2 separate regions of the Mus musculus genome follow, and region 1 is linked to region 2. A link is a contact called in ENCODE POLR2A ChIA-PET data. All regions are on one chromosome and are shown on one strand. Each heading gives the region's core, a stretch centred on a gene start or an enhancer-like site at or near the end of the contact. The rest is flanking DNA. Distances are from core to core; before and after follow the strand shown.

The links. ChIA-PET counts read pairs that join two places held with the same protein, here RNA polymerase II (POLR2A).
Region 1: POLR2A ChIA-PET joins it to region 2 with 21 read pairs in Patski. The contact joins the promoter of Ufsp2 here to the promoter of Slc25a4 in region 2. POLR2A ChIA-PET finds 5 or more read pairs at or near these places in 2 of 5 experiments (Patski and embryonic stem cell).

The regions. Positions count from the first base shown.
Region 1 is chr8:45,971,197-45,977,607 of GRCm38, reverse strand. Ufsp2 (UFM1-specific peptidase 2) reads right to left here and starts at 2,080. Exons shown (of 12, transcript NM_138668.2): 1 at 2,020-2,080. It overlaps 1700029J07Rik (RIKEN cDNA 1700029J07 gene), which reads left to right and starts at 2,356. Exons shown (of 7, transcript NM_001033148.3): 1 at 2,356-4,104. The coding sequence starts at 4,005.
Region 2 is chr8:46,208,248-46,213,895 of GRCm38, reverse strand. It overlaps Slc25a4 (solute carrier family 25 (mitochondrial carrier, adenine nucleotide translocator), member 4), which reads left to right and starts at 2,834. Exons shown (of 4, transcript NM_007450.5): 1 at 2,834-3,084; 2 at 4,388-4,874; 3 at 5,358-5,498. The coding sequence starts at 2,974.

The sequences.
Region 1 (6,411 bases), core at 831-3,330, 240 kb after region 2:
CCCTGTGGCGGTTTGTATATGCTTAGCCCAGGGAGTGGCACTATTAGAAAGTGTGGCCCTGCTGGAGTAGGTGTGTCACTGTGGGTGTGGGCTTTAAGACCCTTGTCCTAGCTGCCTGGGAGCCAGTCTTCTAGCAGCCTTCAGATGGATGTAGAACTCTCAGCGACTCCTGCACCATGCCTGTCTGGATGCTGCCATGTTTCCGCCTTGATAATGGACTGAACCTCTGAACCTGTAAGCCAGCCTCAATGAAATGTTGTCCTTATAAGAGTTGCCTCGGTCATGGTGCCTGTTCACAGCAATGAATCCCTCAGACAAACCCTATTCTGGAACAAGTGAGCTAGAACTGACTCCTAAGGCTTCAAATGACTGAACCTTGGGCATATATTACCTTTGATTGTCAGAACATTATGAAGTAGGTGCCGGTGCAGTTTTTTATTTTGTAAATTTCTTGTCACATCTCTGCAAGAGTGACAGCTTTTATGTAACCTGTTCAAAGACTACACCATGTCCCAATTTCACTCCATTAACTTCATTCTAAGCGAACAACAAAAAGTTTAATAATGCTGTCCATTCATTCTGTTGTTTATCATAAAAAACTAAACCCCTCAAAACTGGAAAATACTGTGAGAACTACCAGTGAGAAGTTTGATAAATTTAGAACAACATTACCATTTGAGTAAGAAAAATACTTACATAAACTGAAGATTGAAAAGACAAGCAAAAAACCCTGTCTTGAAAAAAAAAAAGAAAGAAAGAAAGAAAGAAAGAAAAAGAAAAAAGAAAGAAAGAAAAGAAAGAAAAAAGAAAAGACAAGCAAGAGTAAGGTTTAACTCGGGTACTTATACAATAAGATTTCTGCTTAACATAATCAGTCACGCCTATTCTTTTCTGTAAAAAATGGGGAAAAGATATGGTACTTCAACCAGGGTTGTTATGACAATTCTTTAAGCAATCATATGTGAAAGCGCCAGGGTCTCTTTAGGCTTTTAAAGCAAGATACTCTATGAAGATGTAATATTTAAGCTGAAATTCGAAGGGCAGGTAAGTAGCCCATAAAAGAAGCCTTAAATTTTCCAAGGTAAAGAGGTATTCTTATGTGTGTAAGCCCATTCTAAGCACAGTGGCCAATTGGTGAAGGTTCGCTTAATTGAAACAACATGTAGGAAGGCTGATGTATACGATTGTAAGCCCAACACTTGGGAGGTAGAGGCAGGAAGGTCTGGATTTCAAAGTCATTCCTGACTGTGTAGCCAGTTCAAGGACAGCCTGGGTTTTGTGAGGCTCTGTCCTAAAACCAAAGCAAAAGATCACTTAGACTATGACCCATGGACGGACAGCAAGGACAAAGCTCAAGGACGGTAAAGAAGGTTTTAATACAGCCAGCCAGAAGTAGAACCCAGACTTGATTATTGACTTTGTTCTTGAGATGAGGCAAGTTTGTCAAGGGTTTGGTGGGCACAAGGAGGGGTGAGCTGGGTTATCGAATGGGAATTCTGAAGGAAGAGTGCGGGGAGAACAGGAAATGATGAGCCGGCTCTGTAACTGCTGAGTTTGAATGATTTATTTAAGTGGAAGCAGTTGACTAGACTTATGAATTGGGTTCGGAGAGAAAGCTCAGGGTGTAAGCTGAAGATTATCATCTGCGGTACAGATGGCAGGACTTAGCTGAGCTAGGAGAAGGGGGAAGCTGGAGAGTTCTGTGCCACGTAAGCGAAGGGAGAAGACTATTTTAAGGAAGTTAGGTCTATCTTTTCAAAACCAAAAGTTCTTTTAGCTAGCTTCTAAATACGACAAATAGTGCCTTACTGTCAAGATGCACTGACTGACCCGGAGAGTCGCATGACCCGGTGCTGCTGGTGACCAGATCACCCAAGAGATCCAAGTGAGGATAGTTTGTACCGCGACTTTTGGCCTCTCAGGAGCAGCTCCTTTTAGGGGCCTGGAGCCATTCTCCTAACGGTTGACGAAGTCCTAGGGGTAAATACGGGGAGGTCACTGACAACCAGAATCACTTACCAAGCACCACTGGCGATGGCAAGAACACCTACTTCGTGCAAGCAAGGGTCGTCCCGGAAGTGACGTCACGCCCGCCGACTGCGGGGCTCCGACAGGTGACTACAACTCCCAGAATGCTTCGCGTCAACCATCACGGAGCGTACCACAGGGAAACTATTCGCCGATGGCGGGGAAACAGAAGGCTTAGTTTCGAGAGATTTTATTGGCTGAGACTTACGTATTCTATGGCCTTTCTTCCGTTTTCGTGGACGCGCCGTGCGGGTTCGAACGTTCCGAGGGCCTACAGTAGCACGTTGGGAAAGGGTTCTCCCGTTCCCACGGCAACGCGGCCTAACATGCGCCAGCGGCAGCTTGCGGAACTGTGCGGCGCGCGCCTCTGCTGCTGCGCTCTAGGCTGGAGCCCCGGCCAAGCGCGTGGCCTCGAGCTCTTCGGGCTCTGCTGTGGAGTGATCCCCGACCGGAGCAGGGTCCATCTGATTCTGGTTGTGGGATTAGGTGTCTTTTGGAGAGGTGACTCGGCCTCGCAGACATGGGTTTTCCTTAGCTACCTGCCTACTTCAAGCTACCTTTCCTTAGAGGGAATAACTTAGACAATCAGTCCATTTATTTTCTGCAGTTTCTCCCTTTTAGCCAAACTTTTTTTTTTTTTTTCCTGGCGTAGAAAAGAATTTATTGAGTAAATTGCAAGGATGCAGTGGACAGGGCTGTAACAGAGGAACCTTCTTAGCCAAACTTTTTGAAGGGAACTTGCCATATTCTACTTGGGTAGAATCCCACGATTTTCGTGTCTACGTGATTATAAACCAAAATTTATGCCTTTTAAAGTCTGTTTTCCTACTTCTACCTGACCAGAAGGAGAGGGTTGCAAAAAACATTGCGTAAATGTGTGAATGAATACTTTGTAAGTTTTACTTAAAGAGTTTATTGTAGGGACAAAGTTGAAGGCATTGGCCGCAAGCGCTGGGGCGACAATGGTAAAAAACTAAAGGGGTTTTGTCGTTCAAGCCGCTCCGGAGGTTAGGGCAGAGGTTCCCTGATTCCAGGAGTTCCATTCCAGTCTGGGCAGCGTTGCCTCAAGAATGTGGTGAAGGAGATTGAAACTCAGTTCATGGTTCCTAGCTGTCAGTTCACTGGGGAAAATAAAGGGTGCCAAACCACGGATATAAGATGACTGTTAATGAAGCTTGGGAAGGTGTTAAAGCGGAGAATCTCCAGGAGAAGAGACCAACTCCATGACTGTCCAATTAAAGCAAGCTGTGTGTTGGGGTGTGCCCGTACTAGCCTGCTGGCTGTCTCACTCTGAGAGCACCCCTTGCGGCAGCCTCATTAGGTCCTTTTTACACGAGAGAGAGAGAGAGAGAGAGAGAGAGAGAGAGAGAGAGAGAGAGAGAGAGAGAGAGAGATCGTTCACCGGACTGAGAGAGTTGGCTGTTATACATTGTAAAAACAAAACCAAAGAACAATGTGAAAGGGAAGGAACAAGGTCATGTTCCTACATCATGTGAATCGGGTAGCAAGTTTAGTGTTGGTTGAAAGACATTTTGCAGTTTACATCCTATCTAAGAAACAGGGATCAGTCCTTAATTACAAGGAGAAATCTCAACTTGGAAGCACTTAACGCAGGACAAACAGGAACGTATTCTTTAACTACAAATAGAAACCGTAGCCTGTACAGGATGAACAGGAGCTTAGTCTTAACTGTCTTAACTGGAAACAAAAACTTTAACCTGCAAAGTATATTGTTCCTAGTTTGGTCTCACAAAAGCTATGCACAAGCCTATCTGATGGGGCTTGTGCGGGTACGTAAAAGAAGTCAACCAACCAACCAATCCAGAGACTTAAAATAATGGCAAATAAATAGTTTGATATTTAATAATCATTCTTTTCTTTAAAATTAATTTCCTGTAGTTTTCAGTGTAAAGTAGGATTTTGCTGCAAAAGAAGATCTAAGAACCTTTGTGAAGTTACCACCCCAAGGAGCAATCATGCCGATAGAAGGTGGGAAAACAGATATGGAGAGGATTGGCCTCTTCAGTGAGATGGAATACATCACTGTGGGCGACAAATATGTGTCACCATTTAATCGTGAGTATCTTTGGTATTTTAAAATACTTGAATAGCATATATTTCCAATACAAAGATTTTGATTACATACATATTGTCTTAGTTAGGGTTTTACTGCTGTGAACAGACACCATGACCAAGGCAACTTTTATAAGGACAACATTTAATTGAGGCTGGCTTACTGGCCCATTATCATCAAGATAGGAGCATGTCAATATCCAGACAGGCATGGTGCAGGGGGAGCTGAGAGTTCTACTTCTTGTTACAAAGACAAACATGAGAAGACTGACTTCTAGGCAGCTAGGGTGAGGGTCTTAAAGCCCACACCCAGGATGACACACTTTCTCCAACAAGGCCACACCTACTCCGAGGCCACAACTACTCTAACAAGGCCACACCTCCTACTAGTACACTCCCTAGGCCAACCATATTCAAGCCATCACACACACACACACACACACGCACACGCACACGCACACACACACACACACACACACACACACACACACACAGAGAGAGAGAGAGAGAGAGAGAGAGAGAGAGAGAGAGAGTGCTGAGATCAAAGGTATATGCCAATCATGCCTGGCAGTATTTATTCTTTAATGGTACATATTTTAGAGCATTGAGTTCTACCGTATATTGTGACAACTTGTGTTAGTGCAGCAGACTTAGGAAGAACTTAGTTTAAGAGTGGGAAGCTCATTTTACAGGGCTTCTTTACTTTCATTTATTAAAAAAACTTTTAAGATTTGATTATTTTTCTTTTATGTGTATGAGTATATTGCCTGCATGTGTGTCTTTGTACCATATATATGCATTGTGCCTGGGGAGGCCGGAAGAGGGTGTTGGTTCTCCTGGAACTGGAGTTACAGATGACGGTTAGCTTCCATGTGGGTGTGAGGAAACAAGAGCTCCTAACCACTTGAGCCATCTCTCTGACCCCAGCTTTGTTTACTCTTCATGGGTAATTTTATTTCCTTCCATTGGTAACTTTCTTCTAGAGTAGTGGACGTTCAGCTGTGTAATTTTTTTATTTGTTTATTTAATGTGTATTTGGCCACATGTATGTATGTGTGCCAAATGTGTACTTAGGGTCCTTGAAGGTCTAAAGGGGAAATCAGATTTCCTGGATGCGGAAGTCCTGGGAGCTGAATTCAGGTTCTCTGACAGAATAAGTGTGGTTAACCTCTGAGCCATCTCTCTAGGGACCCTAGTGTAAAAAAATCATTTGACTCCATGAAGGGTATCCATTACCACTCATCTGAAAAACACACTGCTAACTGAACATCTGAAAGATTTCTTTATCAAGAAAAGCCGTAATAAGAAATCTAAAATTAGCTGAGTGTGGTGGTCCATTAAAGTAATCCTAGTACCTGGGAGGTTGGAGGCAGAAGGATTGGGAGTTTCAGGTCAGCCTGGACTGTGGGACAACCAGTCTCAAGAAAAAAGAATGGTAAATATATCCCTTCAAAGTCTCAGCTAAGGTTCTGTGTATCAAAAAATCATCTGCTATAGAAACATGCCCAAAGCAAATGATCAACTAGAAAACAAGGTATAGAATAATGTATGTATTGTGCTAAGTGTTAACAGTGAAAAAGTGGTATACAGTATCCATGACCGTATCTGCGCATTCTCTGGGCCACACAGTATCATTACCTGTGAAAGGAAAGTGGGTAATGGAGCACAGCAAAAAAGGCTCATTGGGGGTTTACACGGTAGACTGTGAGGTGACGTGTACAACCTCTTTTTTTTTTTAAATGTAAGTTAACAAGAGACAGGTGGGTCACTCTGATTCTAAGGCCACTCTAGTCTACATTTGAAAATCCAGGCTGGCCAAGGATGCATAGTGAGACCTGCTTCAAACAAAAATGCAAAACAAACAGAAACCAAAAACTGGTCTACTAAAAACAAACAGAAATTTAAATGACCATAATTAAATTCACATGTCAGTAGCTACAGGTGTACATTTAAAAAAGAAAAACAAAACAAAACAAAACAAAACACCTCTTTGCCATTAGGAAGTTAAGGCCTTCAAGATTCAAATTATGAAAATCTACATATTCACAAAAAAGCAACCTTTAAACAAATTTCTGGACTATTTTGTTGTGCAAATATGACAGTTGAAAGTTTACGGTCTAGGCAGCTGTTGGGCTGTTTCATGTGTTTTTTTACAAAGTTAGTGCTGGGAACATTCTGTGAACACGGGCCCCGGAAGCAGAGACAGGGTTCCTCTGTGTAGCCCTGGCTGTCCTGGAACTCACTGTTGATCAGGACAGTCTCGAACTCAGAGACCCACCTGTCTCTAGCTCCCTGGGTGCTGGGATTAGA
Region 2 (5,648 bases), core at 1,585-4,084:
CCCTCTCCCTCCCCTTCTCCCTTTCTCCCTTTCTCCCTGCCTCTCTCCCTGCCCCGCCCCCTCATTTAGATCTTACAGGTCTACAGTGGACAAAAGGCCATCGGAGGGGCCCATTTAACACATCGAAGCAGACCTGGCTGCCAGGTTCTCCCAGGATCCTTCAGTCCTCATCTGTTACAGGTTCCTTCTGGTTGGCATACCCTGGCCTTCTCCAGCCCCAGGGCTGGGGTGCCCTTCCCCCAGCTGCCCTTCCCTATATAATCCAACTACTTTGGTTACCTGTCCCCTTTCCCTTCTACCCTCCTGGCCTCTTGGTTTAGCTCTCCCCTCTCATCTCTCCTCACACCACTAGCTCAGGGTCTATGCTTTCCTTTCATCCACAATAAACCACCATACCTAGGAGCAGTCATGTCTTCCTTTTTTATTTCTTTTCATTGGATTACATCATGGTTTCTGGTTTAGTGTTTTTAATGGGATTCCTATGCATGCTGGCAAGTGTGTGTCTGGTGCTTTTTCTTTGGCTCTTTTTCTTCTGTTTGTTTGTTCTGCCCTATTCCTATTTGTTTGTTTTTTTTCTTATTATTGCATCTTACATTATTCCTTACATGACTGTTTTCTTTTTAAAAAAGATATATTTATTTATTTATTTTATGTATGCGAGTACAGTGTTGCTGTCTTCAGACACACCAGAAGAGGGCATTGGATCCCATTAGAGATGGTTGTGAGCCACCATGTGGTAGCTGGGAATTGAACTCTGGACCACTGGAAGAGCAGTCAGTGCTCTTAACCACTGAGCCATCTTTCCAGCCCCCACATGACTGTTCTGTAATGAGAGTCAGAAAGGCTGTGGATTTGGATGGGAGTGGTAGAGAAACTGGGAAAACCAAGGGGAGGGAAACCCATAATCAGAATATACTATATGAAAAAAACATATTTTCAATAAAAGAAATAAAAGTTGTAATTTTGCTTTAACCCTTAATAAATGAAAAATAAAAATAAAAACAAATAGGTGATTAAGTAAAAACAAATTGGTAATTAAGTAAAGACAAATAGGTAATTAAGTAGGCAACCTCTAACACAGAACTGAAAGGAAATGGCTTCATTTACTTCCCAATATTTATAGAGCCAAATGGAGTAGACACACAATTATAATTATGACTAATATAGAAATTTTATTGTCCATGGAAATTGCTGTGTGAAACTGTGATGGACAACCCTGAACTTAAAGGTCCTTGGAGGTGGCTCAAGGTGCTACTTGCGTTTCCTTTAGAGGCCACACTTCCTGGTACACAGTGATTGCTCAGTTGGTATCTGGTGAAGGAACACAGAGATGCCTTTTATGTTTGTCTATGCGTGTGTCTTCTTTGACCTCCAGCAACATGGTAACGGGTCCCAGCCTTGTTTCTCCCAACTGCAAATAAATACATCACCTATGTGCTCCTGGCATCCCGCCAGTGACCTCTGCTCTAGTAAGTCTTTAGGCTCTGAGCGACACACAGGTGCAGCTCAGTCAGCACCTAACATGAAATATGCATAGATCAGCAAACTTTTAAAAAGATGAACTGCCTTGACCGATGTCCAAACGAAGGTTAGCAAATGTGGGAAAAGAACAGAGTAAGGGGCTTGAAGTTAAACGAAGAAAAGAAAAGAACAACAAAAAAACCCTAATAGCACTCATTCTTGTGGAAGGGGCAGCAGTATGGAAAATATGCACAGTTATATTTGAACTGCCTTAAATGAGGTGAGGGTAACGAAATCTCACATCCATGTATTAAAAACAAAAAACAACAACAACAACAACAAAAAAAAACTGCAATCACTTTCCTGGGATTAGACAGTGCCTCGGCCCCCCTCCCCCAACCTCAAGCTGTCTGTTATAGAGTCAGACACAGCCAAGGAGTCGACCTTCCCAAAAGTCTGAGGACTCTGATCCTTAAGAAGCCGCCAGCCAACTGGAACCATCCTGCACGAAATACGGTTGAGATTCCATTAAGAGCTGAGCACGCATTCAAGCCCTTTAGAGGTCTGTCCACGAGAGAATCCCAAGAGCTGAGAGAGACTAGGAGCTAATAAAGGAGAGTCTTTTCCTTAGGAGTCCTCGGCCTGTGTGTCAGTGTGACAGGCCGAGTTAACAGAAAAGCCACACATCCACATTCACTGCCAAACTGAGAATCCACCTAGCGCCGCTGCATTCTGCTTTTTTTCTTTTTCCCTGATGGCGCAGAGTGCCCGGTGCATACATATTTTCTATTGACTGAATGGTTCAAGGATTGAATGGAGAGAAGTCGGAGACAGGAGCTTGCCCTCTACTATGAGGCAATAATGGCATTAAAAAGATGTTAGTATGTATTTGGGAGGAGTATGATTTATTTGCAGAAACGCAGAGTTCTGCAGAGGCCCGAATCCAGGCAGGGAGCTCTAGTTGGAAACGCCCTGACAACGGGAAGGGGTGGAAGCCTGAAACCTTCTTGGCCAAAAGCACCGTGGTGCAAGATCGAGGTCAAAAAGAGCTTCCCTTGAAGCATCAAGGGGCCCCCTCTCTGTCCCCAGGTCGTCCCCAGGCTAAACCCTCGTGAGCTATAAATACAACGGTCCACATGCAGCAGAGACACGGTGTTCCCTCGGCTCGCTGGGACAGATAGCATGAATTTGCCCTTTAAACGTCCCAAGCTGCAGGCACAGCCCCCAACCCACCCCTAGCTCCCGGAAGCGTCTTCGCCCCCAATGCCCTCTGCAAAGGAGGGGGATGGAGAGGGGCTGTCCAGGGACCAGCCCAGCCAATGCGCGCTGCGCGCTCGCCGGGGTCCCTCCTCCTCTCGCGAGACGCCGAGCCGGGGATATAAGGAGGGCTGCGGTCAGGCGGGCGGTCCCTTCGCGTCGTGCAGGGACGGATTCGGGGTGGCGGTGCCTGGCCGGGCGTAGGCAAGAGCAAACGAGCGGCTCCTTGCAGGCTGTGTGCGCCCGGCTTTCAGCATGGGGGATCAGGCTTTGAGCTTTCTTAAGGACTTCCTGGCAGGTGGCATCGCCGCCGCCGTCTCCAAGACGGCGGTCGCCCCGATCGAGAGGGTCAAACTGCTGCTGCAGGTCAGGACGGCTGGGGGCGCGAGCGGGGCGCGGCAGGGCGCTGGGGGGATGCGGGGCGGGGCGCGCGCGTCAGGGCGCAGGGATGCGGGCGGGGCGCGGGGATGCTGCGGCGCGGGCGCGCGCGACGCTGCGGAAAAATCTGTGCTAGGCCGCAAGCCCGGGGCCTAGGCGAAGGGGAAGGTGCCCTCTACGCAGATACAGGTCCAGCGTCAGTGGCAGATTCCTGGTGTCGGGTGGCGCCCGCGTTGGGGTGTCTATATATGGAAACCCACCCCGAAGCTGGTCTACCTCGAGCCAGATCCTGTGCCCGGTACAGCAAGCGACATTCCATCTAAGGCCTCTTAGGCGGGCCTCACCCTTTGGCCACATCCTCTGCACCTTCTTATCTGCATCCACCCTTGACAATTGAAGCATCAGATTAATCATTGACTGGGGTTCGCTCTATGTCGCGTGCGCTGCGCTATAACTTGACATTGATTTCATTCATCTTTCCTATAACCTCTGCAAGATAGGAATCGTCCTTGGCCCGTATTCACAGATGGAGACACTGAGGCAGAAATCCAGAAGTAATATTCAGGATAAATTCAGACCGCCTTGGCCATCTTGTCCCCATATAATTTTCTCCCCGGTCATTGAAGGGGCCTGCCATCATCATCTGATCCATCTCAAAGGCAAACGCTGTTCAATGGGGAAGAGCCGTTTGGGCATTTAAACATAACACAAAATGCTCCAACAGATTGGCCACGGCAGTAGTAACTCACTAATCACTTGAATTATCTGCTTGAAAATTTTCAGACACCTACTGTTAAGACAACCTTGTCTCGGGGGACATTCGAGTAAAGCAGGGACATTGTCATCTGCTCACCATGTTAAGAGCCCTTGAGGGAGGGATCTTTATTGCCATTCCCCATAAGCCTGCAGGGAATTTCGCTCAAATGTCCTTATAATGTCGAGAAATTGGACTGCTTTTTAGCTTAGTCAAGTAACTAACATTTATTGGTATGTTCTTGGTAACTGATTTCCTGATACATTAAAAAACAATTGGAATTCTCCCTTGTCACTTGAAAGTGAAAGATGGGCGAGGAACCCTGGGCATAGCAGTGCACATTTATAATCCCAGCATTTGGGAGGCAACACAGGATGATTTTTTAGTTCCAGGCTAGCCTGGGCTATATAGGATGACCCTATCCTTTCAAAACAAAAATAAGAAAAACTGAGGAAATACAAATCCTTTTTCCCCCTCTGTCTTCCCTTCTCTCTGCCTGTCCTCTGCCACCCCTTCCTCCCTCCCACCCCAAACTAGGTCCAGCATGCCAGCAAACAGATCAGTGCAGAGAAGCAGTACAAAGGCATCATTGATTGTGTCGTGAGAATCCCCAAGGAGCAGGGCTTTCTCTCTTTCTGGAGGGGTAACCTGGCCAACGTGATCCGGTACTTCCCCACTCAAGCCCTGAACTTCGCCTTCAAAGACAAGTACAAGCAGATCTTCCTGGGAGGCGTGGATCGCCATAAGCAGTTCTGGCGCTACTTTGCTGGTAACCTGGCCTCTGGTGGGGCAGCTGGGGCCACCTCCCTCTGCTTCGTCTACCCGCTGGACTTTGCTAGGACCAGGCTGGCTGCCGACGTGGGCAAGGGATCTTCCCAGCGAGAATTCAATGGGCTGGGCGACTGTCTCACCAAGATCTTCAAGTCGGACGGCCTGAAGGGTCTCTACCAGGGTTTCAGTGTCTCTGTCCAGGGCATCATCATCTACAGAGCTGCCTACTTCGGAGTCTATGACACTGCCAAGGGTGAGAGGGGGGCTTTGGGGTGGAAGGTGTGGGGAGGGGGTTATGGAGAGAGGATTCTGTGTGATCTACCCTTCCATGATGACCTTTGTGTGTTAGTTGCCTTTCCTACCTCTGAGCTAACCTGAGTTCTGAGGAGGTAATGTGATGTGGTTTGGATAAGTTAGTAGGTAAAGGAGCCTCTGTCTCCCGTACTGGTAAATACTGTGGCTTTGAGCTACTCAGGAGGCAAAGCCTCCCTCTAACCCAACACAGCTGCTAGTCTCTCAGCTGAACTAGAAGCAAGCTCTGTGTCAATAGAGCTGTAGCTTCTTTGGATTAAGGGAAAGCGGCAGCCAACTTTGCCTGGTTGCATGTAAGGGGGCCTCGGGGGAGGAGCTGGTTCTTGTGGAAGGGCAGGGTATGGCGTTGGGTCCGTAGCCTTGTCTTCCGTTGACCTGCTTTTGAAGCACCTGATAGCCATTTGCTTCTTGGCTCTGCTCACAGGGATGCTGCCAGACCCCAAGAATGTGCACATTATCGTGAGCTGGATGATTGCCCAGAGTGTGACAGCGGTGGCGGGGCTGGTGTCCTATCCGTTTGACACTGTTCGTCGTAGGATGATGATGCAGTCTGGCCGGAAAGGGGGTAAGCATGAACTCCCCCAAGTGTGAATCTTAGGTGTTACCCCTGGAGAACATACACTCACAAGTGCTACGAGGCCTTGTTTTTCTAAGTTGAAGGGCAAAATGTCTTCATCAGGCCTTCAGAAACCAAGATTCTAATTTCTCCTTTAGC